Linked DNA regions of Homo sapiens: region 2 is linked to region 1. Evidence: read pairs that join two places in POLR2A ChIA-PET (ENCODE). Cell type or tissue: Panc1. All regions are shown on one strand. Links, peaks and the distances in the headings refer to the core of each region. The heading gives the core; the rest is flanking DNA.

Region 1 (10,883 bases), core at 1,199-9,198:
TACTTTTATGCCACTTCAAGAAAGCCCTGGGAGCCGGGCACAGTGGCTCATGCCTATAATCCCAACTTTGGGAGGCTGAGGCAGGCAGATCACTTGAGGTCAGGAGTTCGAGACCAGCCTGGCCAACATGGTGAAACCCTGTCTCTACTAAAAATACAAAAATTAGCTGGGTGTGGTGGTGTGCCCTTGCAATCTGAGCTATGCAGGAGGCTGAAGCAGGAGAATTGCGTAAACCCAGGAGGTGGTGGTTGTAATGAGCCAAGATCGTGCCACTGCACTCCAGCCTGGGTGACAGAGCAAGACAAAAAGAAAGAAGGAAGAAAGAAAGAAGAAAAGAAAGAAAGAGAGAGAGAGAGAAAGAAAGGAAGGAAGGAAGAGAAAGAAAGAGAGAGAGAAAGAAAGAAAGAAAGAGAGAGAGAGAAAGAAAGAAAGAAAGAAAAAGAAAGAAAGAAAGAGGGAAAGAAAAAGAAAGAAAAGGAGGAAAGAAAAGAAGGAAAGAAAGAAAGGCAGGCAGGCCTGGGGTTGATGTGCCTCTTCCTCTATCGTAACTTAGGGCACAGAAAAGGAAGTTCTTGGGACAGATTGCAGAACTGAATTTGGTAACACAGAGTTCTTTAAAGAATAGATGTCCAGCCTAGGTGCCGTGGCTTATGCCTGTAATCCCAGCATTTTGGGAGGTTGAGGCAAGTGGATCACCTGAGGTCAGGAGTTTGAGACCAGCCTGGCCAACATGGTGAAACCCCGTCTCTACTAAAAAGACAAAAAATTAGCCAGGTATGGTGGTGGGTGCCTGTAATCCCAGCTACTTGGGAGGCTGAGGCAGGAGAATCACTGGAACCTGGAGGGCAGAGGTTGCAGTGAGCCGAGATTGCACCATTGCACTCCAGCCTGGGCAACAAGAGCGAAACTCCGTCTCAAAAAAAAAAAAAAAAAAAAAGAATAGATTTCCAGTGCTGTGGTTGTCCTTGTCATAGCCCAGTTCTGCTAAACAAGGTTGAGTTGAAGTTGTCTCCTTCAGACTCTAGAGCCACATATTAAGTCCCTGCCTGGTAACCCCCTCCTGTGGCTGGGCTGAACAGAGTCGCTCAGAGCAGCTAACCCACCAGTGAAGCTGTGGTGGGCATCTGCTGCATGCAGGGCCCTGGGCTGGCCGCTGTGGGGACCCACGGGGGCAGAAGGCTGTGCTCGCTGACCCTTTTCCTCTCAGCCACCAGGCTGACCTCATTTTCCGTTGAGACTTCCTGTTCTCCAGTAATTGCTTGGTGGGGCAAGAGGCTTCAGTTCCAAGTCAGCAAATGGGATCTGAGTCATGATGTATATGGTAAGTGTGCCTCTGGCCACGGGATCTTCACCAGCTCAGCACTGGGTGCTGGGCACTGGGGACTGGGCAGGTGAAGAGGGCTGCCAGAGGGGCTGTTTCACTCACGCAAAAGCATTGATTCTGTGTCTGCTGGGTGTCTGGCAATGTGTGTGTGCATGTGCACTTGTCAGGATGGGGAAGGCAGGAGGATGGAAATGACTCTGCAAAGTTAGAGCTCAAAATGGACTTTGTAGCTTTTGGCCCCAGTGATGCCAGATGAATTAGGCTAGTAGGACAGCTGGGAGTGGAAAGAGGCCCAGACTCAGAATCGACTTGGATCATGCTCTAGCTACAACAAAAATGTGTGACCTTCCATGGTCAAACATTATTTCTCTCCTTCGTCTTTTTTTTTTTTTTTTTTTAAGACAGGGTCTTGCCACTCTGTCGCCCAGGCTGGAGTGCAGTGGTGCCATCATGACTCACTGCAGCCTAGACCTCCTAGGCTCAAACAATCCTCCTGCCTGAGCCTCCTCAGTAGCTGGGACAAGTCCCCTATTGCTGCTGTTGTTGTTTTCCCTATTTTTTTTTTTTTTTTTGAGGCAGAGTCTCACTCTGTTGCCCAGGCTGGAGTGCAGTGGTGCAATCTCAGCTCACTGCAAGCTCCGCCTCCCGGGTTCACGCCATTCTCCTGCCTCACCCTCCTGAGTAGCTGGGACTACAGGCGCCCGCCACCACGCCCGGCTAATTTTTTTTGTATTTTTAGTAGAGACGGGGTTTCACCATGTTAACCAGGATGGTCTCGATCTCCTGACCTCGTGATCCACCCGCCTCAGCCTCCCAAAGTGCTGGGATTACAGGCGTGAGCCACCGCGCCCGGTGTTTCCCCTATTGTTTTAAATAAAAGGATGATAATGCCTTGCTCAGCTCACAAGGACTACAAAATGGAAAAGAGAATTGGGCTGTGAGCCTTGCGAAGGCCCGCTCTGCATTTTACTCATCTTTGCGGCCCCTTCAGCACCTAGCGTGGCGCCGTGCGTGTGCGTTCAGCACCTAGCGCGTGGCGCCGTGCGTGTGCGTTCAGCACCTAGCGCGTGGCGCCGTGCGTGCGTACAGCCCCTAGCGTGGCGCCGTGCGTGCGCGTTCAGCCCCTAGCGCGTGGCGCCGTGCGTGTGCGTTCAGCACCTAGCGCGTGGCGCCGTGCGTGCGCGTACAGCCCCTAGCGTGGCGCCGTGCGTGCGCGTTCAGCACCTAGCGCGTGGCGCCGTGCGTGCGTTCAGCCCCTAGCGTGGCGCCGTGCGTGTGCGTTCAGCCCCTAGCGCGTGGCGCCGTGCGTGCGTACAGCCCCTAGCGTGGCGCCGTGTATGTGCATGAATTCTTCTGTGAGCGAGTGTTGCCTAGATTGAATTAAACAACAACAACCCAGAAAGCACCTGGTCCACTTTCCACATTAGAAAACAGAGACCCAGAGAGGGACAGTGACTTGCCTCAGGTCACACAGGCTAGCTGGGAAGATTAAACATGGACCTGATACGTGCTCTGCATTCAGTCAGCATCAGTGTCCTTCTTTTCCAGGTGGCAGCATCAGGACGTAGAATCCAGATCTTTTCCTCTGACACCTCAGCTCTTGCACCTCACCACATTGCTGAGTTATTCATATTTAGCTGAAGCCAGCTAGCTAGTGAGGGCTGAGATGGGATTAGCTAGCAGGAGGACTGTGGCTGACCCTTGCCCACCAGGCTGTCCCTGTGTCACGGCTTGGGTACAGCGGCTAAAGGGCAGGAGCTCTGGAGCCAGATTGCCTGGGTTTGACTCCCAGTTCTGCCATTTGCTAGTTGTGTAATCTCATTTAATGTCTCATTTATGTCTCAGCTTTCTCATCTGTAAAATGAGGACTGCAATTGTATTTGACCTCATGAAGTTGCTGTGAGAAGTAGATGAATTAAAATATGTACTTAGAAAAGTGCCAGGCCGGTAATAAGCACATTATTAAGTGTTCGCTATTATTCAAGGGTAACATTAGGCTTTTATTGCTGTAGTGGTGGCTGCAGAGTTGATTACTATGGTCAGCCTTCACAAGGACGGCCGTTGGATGATGGTAGAGTTTGTTGTTGCTGAATAGGATAAGATTCCTAAAGATAGTCTAAAGGACTGGGGACTCTAGCATATAAATTCTTGGAGGGCTGGTGTGCTTGGTAAAGACTCTTAAGGGTTGAGTACAGTGCCACGTAATTGGTGGACAATTCGAAAACAATGACCGCTAGCTCCTAGGGAAGATCCAGACCTTGGATACTCATCCTCCATCCATCCACAGCACACCGAGGGCCCAGATGGAACACCAGCTCCTACAAGCGCACATTTCCTTTTAAGCCCCAGCTTCCATCAAATTGGCTTGCACTGGAAAGTCAACGGAACCCCCAGCACAAAGACGGTGGCTGATGGCCAAAGGACTGGAGCCAGGAAAACTATGTGACAGGCAACTTTGCTCCTGCCAAGAATGAGGACGTGATTTCCTATCTCCACCCCGCAGCAGGCCCCCAGCCTCCTCTCATCCCCATTCCCCTTCCACCCCCAGTCCTGTGGGCCACAGGTTTCTGCCTGAAAAAGCAATTTGGAGCTGCTCACACAGGATATCTCCTCCTGACCTACTTCCTGAGTGCTGGGGCAGAATGCTTGCTCTACTGAGAAAGGTGGCATTAGCTCAGCATTCCCCCAGCCAAGCATCATACCGGATCTGACTGTCAATCACTCACTCACAGCCAATGGCCACACCTGAGAAGGGTTTTCTTAATGGCTTTCCTATGTCAACACCTGGGCTGAGTAACCCAACAGGCTCCTGGAGTAGAGCTGAACCTGTTTCTTGGGATATTGCGCTTTCTGTCTTTTTGGTTGTGTGCTTGCTTTTGTAATTTGGTGCAAAGCCACCATTTGCCATGGTCCCAGGAACTCTTTCTGAGATTGTAATTCCGAAGTATTTCTACTCCAGTCGTCATCATCATCATCATCATCATCATCATCCCTTACAGAGTACCTACTATGTAGTCAAATATTTTACCTATTATCCCTAATATGCTCGCCACCCTACCTTGCAAGGTGGATATATCAGGACAGTGCTTCTCAGACTCTGATGTGGCTGTAAGTCACCTGGGAATCCTGCTAAAATGCAGATTCTGGTTGAGTAGATCTGGGGGAGGCCTGAGGTTCTGCATTTCCAGCAAGCTCCCAGGTTCTAATACCTTGAGTAGCAATATATCAGGAGAAATTTTTTGGTTGCAAGTGACTGAAATGCAATGTGAACTAGTTAAATAAGAAGTGGAATTTATTACAAGGGTATCTGGTGTCTCACAAAGCCAAAGGACAGGATTGCAGCCGGGCCTCCGGAAGAGTTGGGGCCGGGGATTCAAATGCCAGGAGGAACCTCTTGGTCTCCTGACTGCTTTCTCCATGCACCCAGTTCAAAGCGTCGTCCTCTCTCCCTCCCTTCTTTTGCTCCACTCTTTCTTCCTTTCCCCTCTGTTCTGCTTAGTGCCAAAGCAACTCGGCCCACAGTCCTGTGGGTTCCTTGTCTTCTTCCTTGATTTTGGTGGCGCACACCTTCCAGTAACTCCCTAAGAAAGTGAGCAAAGGAAGGACAATTTTTGTGGACTAACTTACCTAAACCGTCTTCCCGCAATTGCTAGTGGGTTGAGTATAGAATTGTAGCTTCTAGTGTGGCTGCTGTGACATCGAGTGCCATTTCACTCCTCTGTCCTCTGGAGCTCATGTCTGGAAGTTGTTAGATTCCTTCTGACCTCCAGTTCCAAAAGCTGACAATGATGTGGCTTGGGGTGAGTTGTTCCTCATTCATTATATAGGGCACTTGGTAAGTCCTTTTGACCCCAAAATTGATGTTTTCTGCTCTAGAAAAAACATCTGAATTGTTTATTTAATAATTTTTGCCTTTCTCTTTTCTTTGTTCAGCCCATCTTGAACTCTCAGTGTTAGGATGTTGGATCTTCTGATGTGATCCTTTAGTTTTGTCTTTTGTATCTAATTTTTTATCTCTATCATCTTTTTGTTCTACTTTCTATGAGATTTTATAAACGTTTCTCTATCTTAAGTTGAATTTTTAATTTTTATATTTTTAATTTCATATTTTTAGTTTCCAAGAGTTCTCTTTTCTTTGGTTTCCGAATATTCCTTTTTGAAATAGAATATTGGCTGGGCAAGGTGGCTCATGCCTGTAATCCCAGCACTTTGGGAGGCTGAGGCAGGCAGATGGCTTGAGGCCAGGAGTTCTAGACAAGCCTGGGCAACATCTCTATTAATAATTTTTAAAAATAATAAATAAACTAAAATAAGACACAGTTCTTATTACATTGATGGAATAGCTTCTCTTTTTTCTCTGCAGATGTTATTCTTTTCCTTTTTTGCACTTTTCTTCTGCTCCCTACATTCTCTCTGTCTCTTCTCTTATTTCTTTATTTTGGTCTCCATCTTTCATGTAGGCTTTCTGTGTATATTAAACAGTGAGGCACCAAAAAGCTTACTGGAAGGAGAGCTAAGTTGTGAAGGACAAAGTGGACCTTTTCATTGTACCTTTTGAATCTTTTGAGTTCCGAACCATATTAATATAGAACCCATTCGAAAAACAAACCCCAAAACCCCTCATCTTCCAGGTTATGTGAAGCTTTATCTGCATGGGTAGGGCTTGTTTGCTGGGGAGCTTCAATGCAGAAATGTAGGGTGGGTGTTAGCTTCTTTGCTGAGTGGACTCCAGATGTCAGTGTCTTAATGTTGTCTCTCTAGATTATGTCATCTCTTTTATTTTTTATTTTTGTCTTGCTCTGTCTCTCCGGCTGGAGCGCAGTGGTGCAATCACAGCTCACTGCAGCTTCGAACTCCTGGGCTCAAGCGATCCTCCGGCCTCAGCCTCCCAAATAGCTGGGACTACAGGCACATGCGCTATTCCCAGCCCCAAGGTAGTCTTTTCCGATAGGAATCATCTGGACTTCTGTCTGGGGATAGGTGTTGGGGAAGGGTATAAGCCTAGTTGCCAGTTTTCAGGAATGAAAGTGGGAGGACAGCTGGGTGTCCCAGTGTTCTGAATGCAGATTTTCAGCAGTTGCCTCAACCCTCTCCCCATGATGCACAGCCGAGCCTGCCAGCCTCTAGAGCAGCACTTTGCAGACTATCTGTGGGGAAGGCGGAGTTTTGAAACTCCCATTCTGTCAGGGACATGTACGTGGTCCTGCTGGGCATGAGTAGGCCGCATCTCACACGGCACATGCCTCACTCTGGGAGTTCAGACATCCAAACTGGCCTCTATCCTTCAGCCAGGAGAACCCACTGATCACACACTGAGTGCTGAGGCAACGTCAAATTTCCGTGAAAATCCTAAACACATATTCTTGCTTCCTGTACTTATCTTACTGGGGCCACTAACAGTTTGTGGACCTAAACCAGTTCCTGGACCACACCGCAAGAGCACTGCTCTGGAAAATAACAAACCTCTGGTCACTTGCCTTGGGGAGGATCTGTCAACAGGCTTTGAGGGGTGGTGAAGGAGTCGGAGGGTTGAACTGCTCTGTAAGTAGACTTTCAGCCCGTCCTCCATCTCAGGTCTGTACCTCGTCCCTACCTCCCTTGCACTTGTGTCCCCACACCCAGTGCCTTCCTGGATTCCTCGTATCCTGTTGGTTCCTTCCTGCAAGCATCAGGCTGTGGCTTTTTTTGCTATTGTTGTTGTTGTTGGGACTGAGTCTCGCTCTGTCGCCCAGGCTGGAGAGCAGTGGCGCCATCTCAGCTCACTGCAGCCTCCGCCTCCCAGGTTCAAGCGATTCTCGTGCCTCAGCCTCCCGAGTAGCTGGGATTACAGGTGCCCACCACCACGCCCGGCTAATTTTTGTATTTTTAGTAGAGACGGGGTTTCACCATGTTGACCAGGCTCGTCTCGAACTCCTGACCTCAAGTGATCCGCCCGCCTCAGCCTCCCAAAGTGCTGGGATTACAGGCGTGAGCCACCGCACCCGGCCAGGCTGTGGCCTCTATTGCTCGGCCAAGACATTCATTTACTACTCCTCGTTCTACTTATTTCCTCTTCCAGTCTATTTTGTCCTCGCAGCTTATACTTTAAAAAATCCCTTTACTGTTGTTAAGATAGCGATACTCCCCAAATTGGTCTACAGATTTAATGCGGTTCCCATCAAAACCCCAGCAGACTTTGCAGAGCTGATCCTAGAACTGTGCGGAATTTCAAGGAACCCAGAATAGCTCAAATGATCTTGAAAAAGAAGGCTGGAGGACTCACGCGTCCCAACAGGAAAACTTACTACAAAGCTACAGTAATCAAGTCAGTGTGATGCTGGCGTAAGGACAGACATATACACCAATTCTATGACGACTCAGCGGGGGAAAGAATGGTCTTTTTGGCCAGGCGCAGTGACTCATGCCTGTAGTCCCAGCACTTTGGGAGGCTGAGGCAGGCAGATCACTTGAGGTCAGGAGTTCGAAACCAGACTGGCCAAGATGGCAAAACCCCGTCTCTATTAAAAATACAAAAATTAGCCAGGTGTGATGGTGCGTGCCTGTAGTCCCAGCTACTCAGGGGGTTGAGGCAGGAGGATCACTTGAACCTGGGAGGCAGAGGTTGCACTGAGCCAAGATTGCACCACTATACTCCAGCCTGGGTGACAGGCTGAGACTCCGTCTCAAAAAAAAAAAGAAAAAGAATAGTCTTTTCAACAAATGGTGCTGGGATAACTGGATGTCCACATGGAAAAGAATAAAGTTGGACTCTTACCTCATACCATGTGCAAAAATTAATTCAAAATGGATCATAGACTTAAATGTAAAAGCTAAAATCTAAAATTCTTAGAACAAAATGTAAGTAAACCGTCATGCAGGAAAGCCTTCTTAGATATGACACCAAAAGCACTGTAACAGAGGAAAAATAAATTGGGCTTCATGAATATTAAAAAAGGTTGCGTTTCAAATGGCACCATCAAGGAAGTGAAAAGAGAATCCAGATAATGGGAGAGATATTTACAAATCATATATCTTATAAGGGACTTGTATACAGAATATATAAAGCACTCTTACAACTTTATAATAAAAAGACAAATAATCAAATTTTAGGGCAAATGAGCTGAATAAACATTTTTCCAAAGAAAATATACAAATGGCCAATAAGCACATGAAAAGATGTTTAACATCATTAGCCAGCAAGAAAATATAAACTCAAAACCGCAAACAGGCCCAGTGTGGTGGCTCATGCTTGAAATCCTAGCACTTTTGGAGGTGGAAGCAGAAGGATTGCTTGAGCCCAGTAGTTCAAGACCAGCCTGGGCAACATAGTGAGATCTCATCTCTACAAAAAAAAAAATTAAAAATTAGCTTGCATGGTGGCCATGTGCCTGTAGCTCTAACTAGTCAAGAGGTTGGGGTGGGAGGATCACTTGAGCTCAGGAGGTCCAGGCTTCAGTTAGCCATGATGGCACCACTGCACTCCAGCCTGGGCAACAGAGTGAGACCCTGTCTCAAAAAATAAAGCAAAAGAAAACCCACAATGAGACAGCACTTTACACTCATTAGGGGACTGTTATTTTCAAAAAAGCAGGTAATAGCAAGTATTGGTAAGGATGAGGAGAAACTGGAATCTCCTACTTTACTGGCTGGAATGCAAAATGGTGCAGCCACTTTGGAAAGCAGTCTGGCAGTTCCTCAAAAAGCTAATCACAGAGGTACGGTATGACCCAGCAATTAACTCCACTCCTAGGTATATACATTCACACAATGAACCAATGTGCACAGCAGCATTATTTATAATAGTGAAAAGGTGGAAACAACTCAAATTCCTATCAGCTGAGGAATGTATAAGCAAAATGTATATCCAATGAAATATCTATTCAATGATAAAAAGAAACGAAGTACTGAAACATGCTACAGCATGAATGAACTTTGAAAACATTATGCTAAATGAACAACACAAAGGACCACAGAGTATGTGATCCCACTGACAGGAACTATCCAAAATCGATACAGACAGAAAGTAGATTAGTAGTTGCCTAGGCTGGGGCTGGGGATAAGGAAGGGATGGGCACTGGGTTTCTTTTGGGGATGATGAAAATGTTCTAGAATGGATTGTGATGATGTTTGCACAACTCTGTAAATACTAAAAGCCACTGAACCGTACACTTTAAATAGGTGAATTGTGTGGTGTGTGGATTATGGCTCAGTCTGCAGTTCTCCAGTGTCATCCCCATTGAGTGTGGAAGCCTCCAGCGTACCTTATGCATGGGGTTCCTCAGTCATCACCACACGGGACATTGCGTCTGAAGTGACACAGCTGTTCTTAATTGAATAGTTATTTAATTAAGGGATTGCTACTGGCTTCATCTGGGGATGTCAGTACCTTAAAATGGTGTGTATCAAGTCAGACAGATAATAAACTGGGTCAGACTCTACTCTCTTATTCCCATGGAAATCATTTTATTTTATTTATTTATTTTTTTGACACAGAGTCGCACTCTATCGCTCAGGCTGATCTTGGCTCACTGCCACCTTGGCATGATCTTGGTTCACTGCAACCTCCGCCTCCCAGGTTCAAGTGATTCTCCTGCCTCAGCCTCCCGAGTAGCTGGGATTACAGGCACCCGCCACCACACCCAGATAATTTTTTTGTATTTTTAGTAGAGATGGGGTTTTGCCATGTTGGCCAGGCTGGTCTCAAACTCCTGACCTGAGGTGAACCACCTGCCTTGGCCTCCCAAAGTGCTGGGATTACAGGCGTGAGCCACCGCACCTGGCTATTTGTTTTATTTATTTATTTTTTTTTTTTTTTGAGACGGAGTCTTGCTTCTGTGGCCCAGGCTGGAGTGCAGTGGCCTGATCTTGGCTCACTGTAAGCTCCGCCTCCCAGGTTCACACCATTCTCCTGCCTCAGCCTCCCCTGTAGCTGGGACTACAGGCGCCCGCCACCACGCCTGGCTAATTTTTTTTGTATTTTTAGTAGAGACGGGGTTTCACTGTGTTAGCCAGGATGGTCTCGATCTCCTGACTTCCTGATCCGCCCGCCTCAGCCTCCCAAAGTGCTGGGATTACAGGCGTGAGCCACTGCGCCCGGCCTGTTTTATTTTTTTAAAGTTAATTTTTAAAAAGATATATTTTTAAATTCATAGTAAATAATACAAAAAGCAGCTACCTAGTTACATGCATTCTAAATGAGGATGCAAACCCAGTTCATGCATTTATTCCACAAATTCTGAGCATTCACAATGCTCTGCCAGTTCTGCAAATGCAGGAGAGAGCAAATCACAGGGAGGTGAGAACTAAATAGTAAGTCTTCTGGTCAAGGTGGACCTGTTTTCAAAGGACAGAGATCTCCCTACCAAAGGAATTGGGAGTGTTTTAACTATTGAGAGTTCAGATAGATTTCTACATATCTTGTTTTCACCCTTTGAAAACTCAAGATTGATTTTTTTAAATTACATAAATACTAGAACAACCCTAACAAATAGAAAAAAAGAAACTTACAACAATTCTGGGCCAGGCATGGTGGCTCATGCTTGTAATCCCAGCACTTTTGGAGGCCGAGGTGGGAGGATTG
Region 2 (10,883 bases), core at 1,523-9,522, 67 kb after region 1:
AAGGAAACAAGGGAACTATTATGGGCAGACAAAAAGAGAGCTCAAGAGATAAAGGAGAAAATATGGACCAGAAAAGATGTAAGGAAAGATGAGAGACAGAAGTGGGCAGAGGAGGCAGGTGTGGAGGGAGGTGGGCAAGGCAGCCCTCAGGCACTCACATGGGGGTACAGTGGGAAATGCAGGTTCCTCCTGAGCTGCTGGATAGAGCTGCCACACCAGTCTTCAAACACATGCAGGTTGGCACGGCCCCGGAACTGCAGGGCGGAGACGCCAGTGGTGAGTGAGCGTGAGCACCCCATGCCCGCCCCAGATCCTCAGCTCCAGGGGGATGAGCATCCCATGCCCGCCCCAGACCCTCAGCTCCAGGAGGATGAGCACCCCATGCCCTCCCCAGAGCCTCAGCTCCAGGAGGATGAGCATCCCACACCCGCCCCAGATCCTCAGCTCCAGGAGGATGAGCACCCCATGCCCGTCCCAGCTCCTCAGCTCCAGGAAGATGAGCACCCCATGCCCGCCCCAGCTCCTCAGCTCTGGGAAGATGAGCACCCCATGCCCGCCCCAGCTCCTCAGCTCCGGGAAGATGAGCACCCCATGCCCGCCCCAGCTCCTCAGCTCCAGGAGGATGAGCATCCCACACCCGCCCCAGATCCTCAGCTCCAGGAGGATGAGCACCCCATGCCCGTCCCAGCTCCTCAGCTCCAGGAAGATGAGCACCCCATGCCCGCCCCAGCTCCTCAGCTCCGGGAAGATGAGCACCCCATGCCCATCCCAGCTCCTCAGCTCCGGGAAGATGAGCACCCCATGCCTGCCCCAGCTCCTCAGCTCTGGGAGGATGAGCACCCCATGCCCATCCCAGCTCCTCAGTTCCAGGAGGATGAGCACCCCATGCCCGTCCCAGCTCCTCAGCTCCAGGAAGATGAGCACCCCATGCCCGCCCCAGCTCCTCAGCTCCGGGAAGATGAGCACCCCATGCCCGCCCCAGCTCCTCAGCTCCAGGAGGATGAGCACCCCATGCCCATCCCAGCTCCTCAGTTCCAGGAGGATGAGCACCCCATGCCCGTCCCAGCTCCTCAGTTCCAGGAGGATGAGCACCCCATGCCCGTCCCAGCTCCTCAGCTCCAGGAAGATGAGCACCCCATGCCCGCCCCAGCTCCTCAGCTCCGGGAAGATGAGCACCCCATGCCCGCCCCAGCTCCTCAGCTCCAGGAGGATGAGCACCCCATGCCTGCCCCAGCTCCTCAGCTCCGGGAGCGTGACCACCCCATGCCCATCCCAGCTCCTCAGCTCCGGGAGGCTGGGCAGAAAGGGGCCGGTGCTCCTCTCACTGTGCGGGTCCGGCCCACTCTATCCCATTCCCAGCCCAGCACCCAGCACTTCTTTCAGGAACCTGGTGCTGATGTTCACCCCATGGCCTGGCCTTGGGGACAAGGTCTGCTCTGGCCATGCACACACACACACATACTCTCCCTGGACCTCCCATGCAGGAAGGGGGCTGGTGTTCATTCCCCAGGCAACGGGGACAATGGTTGTGACAGAATAGCTGAGAGGACAGGGAACTAGGAGGAGCCGGCTGGGGTTTCAGGAAAGACTTGCTCTCCTCCCCTCCCCATCCCTGATCCTGAGGAGAGGAAAGCGCCACAGCTGTCTGCCGGTGAAACCTTATCTACCCAGTGGTCTCCATGCTTCTGGCTCCCCTTGGGAAGCAGCTGGGAGGCACTGCAGGAGTGAGCTGGGGCCCATCTGGGCTTCCCAGCATCTTGGTCTCCCACAGCTCTCTGAGGCCTCCTAGACTCATTCTGAGCAAGCTGCTCCTGGGACAGCCTCGGGGCAGTGCCAGTTGGGTTGGAACCCCTTTCTCCTCTGCAGGACTGGGCTTGGAGGCCCTGAGCAGAGGGCTCCCTTCCCCAGAAAGGGGGAAGGCAGGAGCCAGCACTCTGAGTGGGTGGCAGGGCTGGAAATTTGAGAGGAGAGGGGAAGTGTGGGGACTTTGTGCCAATCATCCTGACAGTGGGCCTCGGATCACCCCATGTCCTCCCCTCCCCCAGGGCTTCTGTCCAGGTTGTGGGAGGTGGGGCCTGGTGACTCCCTACCAGCAGCCTGCCCTGGCCTCCCCGCCATGCCCACGAGATAGCAAAATCTGGGCTGCCCTTAGGAGCTCTGAGGGGACACCCAGATAAGAAGAAGTGGCACAAGTTCTACAAGAGATCTGTAGGAGGGAGGATGGGCAGGCAGGGAGAGGAGGGGGCAGGGAATAACTCCTCAACAGGAGTGCCCGAGGTCCCAGGTGTGGCTGGTGGGGTGGGCGCAGCCTCTGGGGAACACTGCCTCAATGCTGGATCCAGAAAGACGCAGGAGAACCTGTCTCTCCCTGCCCTGCAGCAGAGTGTGGCGCTAATGGGGCACACTGGCCTGGTCAATGCCAGGAATGTGGGCCTTGGGAAGCAGCCGTTACTCACAGAAACAGAAGTGGGAGACTGGAACGGATGGGAGAGGGAAAGTAGGCTGGGTAGGTGGGTGGCGGGTTAAGGCTTCAAGGAAGGAAAGAATGGGGACATTGTGCTACTTTGGGGGAAAATCCTCAAGTTCAGTTTATAAGACTCAGCTGTCTCCTCCAAAGGCTTCTTTCTGCCCCCTCCCTAGGAGATACAGATCCCAGGAGGGAGGGCAGTGGGGGAGGGCATGCCACCAGAGAAGCCTGTTGTGTTCAGCCTGGAGGCCAGAGGCCGGGGGGTGGGGGGGGGTGGGGGGGGGTGAGGGGGGGGACTGGGCAGGGAGAGGAGGGCCGAGGGAGGCACTGGCTGGCCACTCCTGCCTCACCCTCAGGGCCTTTCTTGCCTGAGCAAAGGGATCATCAGATGATGCAGGCAGCCCCAGGCAGAGAGGCTGGCAGTGTGGGAAGAGGAGCTACCTGGCTAAGCCCAGGCCCTTGTGCAGCACTAGGCTAGCCCTCAAACCATGCTTCACCCCACTCTCAGGCTGTAGGTGGGGGTCTCTGAGGGGCCAGAAGGCACCCTCTTCCTCCCTGGGCCTGGGATGAGAACCACCCCGTCCCCCAAGGATTTGTGTCCCTCTGAGTCTTGGAGACTTTGTATCTGGCAGGGACGTGGGACTCCAGCACACCAGCCCTGCCCTCTGCCCACTCGCTCCATTGTCCAGCAGTGACTAAGGCCCAGGGAGGGGCACTGGTCACTCCAAGCACCAGAGCATGTCTATGGCCAATGGTGGTTTTGAAACTTCCAAAGTCAGAAGTGCTGGAGAAGATATCTGTTGGAACCCTCTCATTTTAAGGGTGAGGACATTGAAGCTCAGAGAGGTAAACTGACTCCCCAAGGACACACAGCAAGTAACCCTTGGGAGAGGGGAGGGCATCGTGCAGGGGTGTGGGTCACACAGGAATATCCACCGGCCCTGCCGGGCCCTCACTGGGCCGCAGCAGAGCCTCCAACTGGATCTCAGCTTCTCCCCCACACGGAGTCCTCACCGCTTCCAGAACTCTCGTTCTAAAGCTCGGATCTGACCAAGTCACTCTGCTGCTTAAAACCTCCGAAGCTGCCGGGCACGGTGGCTCACGCCTGTAATCCCAGCACTTTGGGAGGCTGAGGCGGGCGGATCACGAGGTCAGGAGATCGAGACCATCCTGGCTAACATGGTGAAACCCCATCTCTACTAAAAATACAAAAAATTAGCTGGGCGCGGTGGTGGGTGCCTGTAGTCCCAGCTGCTCGGGAGGCTGAGGCAGGAGAATGGTGTGAACCCGGAAGGCGGAGGTTGCAGTGAGCCGAGATCCGACCACTGCACTCCATCCTGGGCGACAGAGCGAGACTCCGTCTCAAAAAAAAAGAAAAGAAAAAAAGAAGAAAAAAAACCTCTGAAGCTTCCCAGAAGGCTTCAGAACAGAGCCTCACCCAGCACACGGAGTCTGACCTACCTTTTCCAGCCTCACCTCACACCACTCCCTGCCATACACCTTTGCTCCACCCACATCAAAACCCTGTCTTTGCCAAAATCGTCATGCTGTTTCCCTTCTCCATGCTTTTACAAATGCAATTTCCTGATTAGAAGGCCCATTCATTTCTTCCTTACGTGGCAAACTCCTGCTCATCCTTCAAAGCTCTTCTCAAATAGTTCTCTCCGAGGCCTTCTATGACGTCCCCAGGCAGAGGGAACAGCTCCCTCCCCTGTGTTCCCTGCACATCCTAATTATTTAAATGAACAAACGCTTGGAGGAGCTAAGCCCAGAACAGTATCTTCCTCCATTCTATTAGCACTGAGTGTCTGCACTGTACCCCTTAAAGATGAAAGAGAGGTTGGTCCTCAAAGGAGGCAGACATGTAAACAAAAGGGTGTCACCTGCGCCAGGGGCTCTGGCAGAGGTACGAGGTTCAGAGGCGCACGAAGGCAGGCACCGTCAGCCTCCTCCAGGAGCACTCGGAAGCCCATCGCAGGACATGAGTGCTGACTGGCCCTCTGCTTCCGCTATACCCTCTGCTACTCAACCAGAGTCAAACTCGCAAGACCAAGGGTACCTGGCTAGTGGTTCAGTTCTAACTCATGCGGCAGTGGGGCCTCCCCCGGAGGAACACAGCAGGGTGATCAGGTCACCGGTTCCTACACACCAGGAACTCCTATGTCCTGTTCAGAGTTTCGAGGTACTCGATCTATTTTATTTTATTTTATTTTTAAGGTCAGGGTCTCACTCCGCTGCCCAGGCTGGAGTGCAGTGGCACAATCATGGTTCTCTGCAGCCTCAAACTCCTGGCCTCAAGCAATCCTTTTTCCTTAGCTGCCCAAGTAGCTGTAACTACAGGTACACGGCACTACAGCTGGCTCATTTTTCTATTTAGTGGAAATGGGGTCTCCCTATGCTGTCCAGGGTGGTCTCAAACTTCTGGCCTCAAGCGATCCTCTCATCTTGGCCTCCCAAAGTGCTAGCATTACAGGTGTGAGCCACCACACCCAGCCTTGAATTGTACACTTTAAACGAAGTGTATGGGTGAAGTGTATGGTATGTGAATTACAGTTCAATAAAGCTGTTTCTTTCTTTTTTTTTTTTTTTTTAAAGGAAAGGCTGAGAACAGGAAGGAGTCTGTGTCACAGCTCTGTCCACAAAAGAGAGACACTGCCTTCTCAAAGCCTGTGTGAACAACCCACGAGAACTCTGATCTCACTTGCTTTGATCTGACTTTGTACTCACCAAATTTCTTTCTTGTAACTATCTTGGGTTTGGGGAGTGGCCTGGCTGGCAGACATAGCATTTTGGTGAATGGAGCAGTGTATTTACCAACACATGAACAGATTGGCACTGGGGTTTGTTAATGAGCGTCTTGTGATCAGTGTTGGTGTGAACAAGTTTTGAAACAGTCACTCCATGAAGCCCAGGCCCCTAGCCATCCAATCTGATCAGTCAGCCTCTGGTGCACCAAGTAAAACGTCTGAGGCTGCTGAGTCTCCGGAGTGACTTCTGGCCTCAGAGACCCTGGGCTGCCAGCCAAAGCTCGGGGCAGGGAAACAGTGAAAGAGGAGGCCATCGTCATCTTTCTCATCTCCTGCCCTTGCTCACCTTTAGCAGGGCCCTGCACTAACTCTGTGACCCTGAGCTGACCTCTCTGAGCCATTATCTGGAAGAGGGATAACAGAACAACCTGACAGCTCCCGGACAGTAGTAGATGCTCAATAAACGATGTGTATTATTAACCTGGGAACTTCCTGCTGGCCAAGGACAGGCAAGGGGATGGGAACAGAAGTCCCCAGAATGTGGCGAGACTGCAAGGCTGGGCTGGATGCCAGCTGGCACCATAATGCAGCTGTGTGACTGCGTGTGGTTTGGCCTCTCCAGGACCTTCCTTCCTTATTCTCCTCATTGATAAAATAAGAGGATTGGATCAGTGAACCCCTGAACATCCATGAAGACTGTAATGAATATTTTGTAAGCTATTTTTAGTATTTAAAAATGGAAATCAGTCATTTACCACCAAAAGGCCATACACACTTACTAAAATAGCCAATATTTCTTTTTTTTTTTTTTTTTTTTTGAGATGGGGTTCTCAACTCTGTCACTCAGGCTGGAGTGCAGTGGCACAATCTCGGCTCACTGAAGCCTTAACTGCCTACACTCAAGCAATCCTCCCGCCTCAGCCCCCCAAGTAGCTGGGACCACAGGCGTGCATCACCACGGCTAGCTATTTTTTTTTTATTATTTGTAGAGACAAGGTCTCACCATGTTGCCCAGGCTGGTCTGGAACTCCTGGGCTCAAGCAATCCTCCCACCTCGGCTTCCCAAAGTTCTAGGATTCCAGGCTTGAGCCACCAAGCCCAGCCCAATTTTGATCACTGTTTACTATTTGTTCACTGTTTTTGTTTCATTATATGTTTATACATATGGCCTTGATTGGCAAAAACAAGTGGATAAATTAATTATTAATAAATGTAGAATGTTATGGCGCTATAAGCTTTCAAAATAATTGGTTTATTAAGAAAAAGGATCCATGCTATCCTTAAAGGAGAGAAGGCTGGATCACCAGACCAAATGATCTGTAAAGCAAGTTCTTTTCAAAGTACTATCTCCAGGTAGGGCGGGGCATAATTACCTGGTGATGTCATCTAGTGCAGGTGTGCCAGCATTGTAATCCATCCTCTCCCAGGGCTTTAAAAGGAGGTAGTTTCACAGTGTGGATAACTAACGTCACATTCAGTACAATACTGCCTCCTTCACTCCTGCCCCAGAGCAAGTGGGTGGATTCCAAATAAAACCACCCAGGCTGAAGAGCTCCACCTATGATAGGTATGGATGAAGACAATGAGCTAGCCCGTACCACCCAGCCAAGAAAAGTAATCTGTGTCCGCAGGGCCTCGAGACTAAAGACGCTGGGTTCTAAACAAGTTGTAAAATAGGAAACTCAAATTTAAAATTTTCATCCCCAAAGCACCGTGCTACTCGGAAATCTTGACATAACGATTTATTTACTCAAGGTAATCTTGTGTATGTTAATTAACTTCCTTGAGCCTCAGTTTCTTCACCAAAAGAAAAAGAATCTGGGGCCAAGTATGGTGGTTCATGCCTGTAATCTCAGCACTTTGGGAGGCCAAGGCAGGAGGATCGCTTGAGGCCAGGAGTTTGAGGTCAGCCTGGGCAATATAGTGAGACCCTGTCTCTATAAAAATTAATTTTAAAAATTAGCCAGGCAACGGTGGTACATCCCTGTAGTCCTAGCTACTCAGAAGTTAAAGATACAGTGAACTATGATTGTGTCACTGTACTCCAGCCTGGGAAACAAAGCAAGACCCTGTCTCTAAAAAATAAAAAACCAAAAGATGACACACAATCTATCAAAGCCTGTAAAAATGAAAGATATTATGATGGTTCTGATAACTTTTATTCATTTAACTGCTTCCTGTAAGTTTTCTAAAGCAGAGTTTCCCAGTGCATGTTCGTTACAGCATTTCTATGGATCCTCGAGCACTAGTTTCATAGAGTATAATAGGCATTTCATGGAAAAAAGCAATTCAGTTTGAGACATGCTGAGCTAAACCAAGTTAAACAGATGGCTGCAGAACTTCTCATACTCTTTCATATGCTAATGTACATTTCCAGGAAGGCAAGGTAGTATATTATAGTTTTAAAAGCTTATTTAACAATGGACTCTTTTCTTCCTGGAATATCTTATGGGATTTAAGATAGTGGCCCAAGAAAGACAGTTTGGGATGCTTATCTTTAAGACTGGGGATTGGCATGGCCATGAAAGTCTTGTAGCTTTCCTGAGCCTTGTTTTTCCACCTATAAAATGAGGATAATGATACTATTCCACAGGGTCGCAAAGCTGAGATGACATGATCCACAAAGCCTGCCACACAGTAGGCCTTTGGCAAATGTGATTGTTCCTTCTCTAAAGAGAGAAATTGAATCAACCTGGAACGCGTGGAGTGAAAAATTTTCATGAAATCACTAAACTAGGTGTAGTAATGCCCACCTGTAATCCCAGCTAGTCAGGAGGCTGAAGCTGGAGGATCGCTTGAGCCCAGAAGTTTGAGACTAGCCTGGCCGACATAGTGAGACCCCTTCTCTAAAAACAACAACAACAAAAAACTAACTGAATAAATAATTTAAAAATTTTTTTAATTCACTAGTAGAAAGTTTTCTGTGATCTCTGGAATTATCCATAAACATTATTTTTTAGCTCTCTCAAAGAGTAGGTACGGTAGAAGGTCCCTAGTAGAAAGTTTTCTGTGATCTCTGGAATTATCTGTAAACATTATTTTTTAGCTCTCTCAAAGGGCAGGTACAATAGAAAGTCCCTCACCTCTGAGAGCCAGGGGACAGGCTTGTTCCACTTCAAGTAGCTGCTGTTACTGCTCACCCCTTGGTCAATGTCGTGGTCCTAGGGGAAGAATGAAGAACGAAGTTGGTAGGAATATTAGGATGAGAAGCTACGGGCAGGACAGGAGGCACAGTGCCTGCTCCCAGGAGGCGTCGGCTCGGAGCACGCTGCCGTCTGTCATTCACACCATGTCCTGGGAATACATCTCCATAGTTTCATCAGCGCCTGCTCCTCGGGTTCCTTCACTTTTCTGAATTTTCTGTCCTCCCCATATGGGAAAGCAGTTTACCCTCTTTAGGTCAGGACCTCTTGAGGGCAGGGACCTCGGCTCCCTCTTCCTCCTTATCCCCCAGCTGTATAGATTTGGGTTCCAACAAGTGGGAGCCCCTCAGGGACACCACCAAACCCTCCCTATTGTGCAGGTCCACAGGTTCAGTTTGGCTCTGGTCCAGCTCTGGAATCCATGTCTGTTCTAGGCTCAGCCTTGGGGCTCCTGAATGAATTAGACCCCAGTTTCTCTAATCTGCCTCCTTAGGGACCATTGGTTCAAGAAGCACTGCAGGCAAATGCTCCACCACAAGTCTGTACTCCCAGCTACGGGCAGGGAGGGGTGTCCATCCACCTCGTCACCTCTGATCTCAGCAGCAAGCACAGCACAGCCCAGCCCTCACCCTAGTGAGAGGCACCACATGCCACTGGTGATGGAGGTCGCAGGCCCGGAGTGGTTCCGGCACGGGCAAACTGAACTAGGGAACGAGGGCAGACACCAGAAAACCAGGCCCAGTGGCAGCCCCAGTAAAAGTTTCCTTTTACTGGCTTTGAGGAGGCTGGATGGACATCTCTAAGGCTCAGCTAGGAGGTCCTGAGGCCAGACTAGGACTCTGGGGGCTGTTTATCCTCTGCCTCTCCTCCCAGAGTAGCAGAGGTTACCCTTAAGGCAACTGGGCAGAGCACCTGCGGACCTTTGTTAAGGCATCAGCAGGGACAATGGACTGGCTGGTCACCTACCTCGAGGCTCAGCCTCTGGGGATGGTAGAACTGGAGGTGTGGATCCACAGCTGGAATGTTCCTGCTGGCCAGAGCCTTGGCCAGTTCTCTCCAGCTGCCGTACCCTGTGGAAGGGGAAGAGAGGAGCCCTCAGGTCAGCGTAACCTGGAAACCTCATACACCTAAAAGATTTGGGAGGTTAATGGAGGGAACCGTCTTCCCTTCTCACCTCTCTTCAGAGGGTGGGTGGGAAGAGGGCTGGGCTGGGGGCAGGAGATAGCTGCAGACTGGCCAAGGCCCACAGGGCAGAGAGAGGAGATGAGCTTACATCCCATCAGCAGTCACCGCCTTCCAGAAACCAGAGAAGGAGCCAGTCCAGGTGAGCCTGGACCACGGGCCTCCCACTACCAGCTCGTTCTCCCCCGGCTGCCTCTGGAGGCCAATTTATCCCGAGAGCTGCCGTGGAGAGATGGTCGTGACAGGCGGTACACTCTTCCCTTCCTGCTCAGTTTCTGTGCCCTGAGCCCGGGGAACAGCAGAGGCTTACTAATGGGTGGGGACCCCCTACCACTGATCACTGGGTTGCTGGATAGAGCCGGAGCTGAGAGAGGCAGGAAAGAGTGGGCCTGGGATGTGATGTCTGTCAAACAAAGGTATAAACCACTGGAGATACAAGATCAGAGGCCCTGCTATTACTGGAGTCACCGGGAGGCTGCGTGTGGCTGACGCTGTCTGTACCCTGAAGGCTCTGGACCAGGTTGGCTTACACGCACCTGGGAAGGCAAAAAGCCAAACCATGGCGAGAGGGAGGGAGGGAACAGGAAACTGGGGGGTGCACGCGCATTCACAAGTCAGGAGGCAAGGGGCTGCACCAGGGTGAGGGCCGGGGAGAATCAGTCCGGCGGCCGGCCACTGCTGACACTCCCGAGGGCTGGGACTCCCATCTCAGAGGAGATTGCTGGGCTTTGGATAAGTGGAACCAAACCACTGTTAGTCACAAACCAGAACCGTAGACCACTGGAAGCGAAAGAGGCTTTTGAGATCACCTCATCCTCCCTTCAAGTGAGGAAAATGGGACCCACACTGGTCAAATGGCTGATCAAGGCTCACTTAGCAAGTAGTGGCAAGGCTAAGACTAGGACCCCAGTGTGCCACGGATTTCCACTGAGCTCCCCTTTCCCTCAACAGCTTCACCACGATGTCCCCAGGATGCTGCGCTGGGCACTGCTTAGACGGAATTAGCCTGACAGTCCCCGACCCCTGGGAGCCAAGAGTCGACAGTAGGCAGAAGTGTCACAGAGGAACCCCTACGTGAGCACCAGCAGAGACACAGACAGCCACGCAGACACAGAACACAGAGCACCACCCACGAATATGGGCTTCACCGAAGGTGGCCACCCACGCTATGCACGAGTGTTTCTGTAACAGGCCTGGGGAGGGGTGGGATCAGGGGCTGCACGCTGAAATGCAGGTGTGGGGTGAGAGTGCTTTTCTTACATGATTATGCTTTGTGTGGGCCCTTTCGGCTTACTGAGTGTCCCACAGGCGTGATTTCATCTGAACCTTCTAAGAACCTCCTGA

What was found. Peaks named below come from ENCODE experiments on the same cell type or tissue, not always from the same donor. Only the 100,000 strongest peaks of a DNase experiment are listed, where the experiment ranks them.
Region 2: POLR2A ChIA-PET joins it to region 1 with 10 read pairs; 3 of 35 experiments call an interaction of 5 or more read pairs at or near these places.

Annotation. Positions count from the first base shown.
Region 1 is chr12:600,784-611,666 of GRCh38, reverse strand. All of the region lies in intron 1 of NINJ2 (ninjurin 2), which reads left to right. Among named protein-coding and RNA genes, the nearest start is that of NINJ2-AS1, 25 kb to the left of the region's middle. RefSeq lists enhancers at 1,235-1,736, 1,990-2,506, 2,507-3,024. In Panc1, for the core only: no CTCF peak of the experiment used is centred there; a DNase peak (open chromatin) is centred at 1,276; H3K27ac peaks cover 3,396 bases.
Region 2 is chr12:533,710-544,592 of GRCh38, reverse strand. It overlaps B4GALNT3 (beta-1,4-N-acetyl-galactosaminyltransferase 3), which reads right to left. Exons shown (of 20, transcript NM_173593.4): 2 at 9,324-9,427; 3 at 8,298-8,375; 4 at 159-254. Among named protein-coding and RNA genes, the nearest start is that of B4GALNT3, 79 kb to the right of the region's middle. RefSeq lists enhancers at 1,209-1,937, 1,938-2,666, 4,855-5,584, 5,585-6,314, 9,659-10,158. In Panc1, for the core only: no CTCF peak of the experiment used is centred there; no DNase peak of the experiment used is centred there.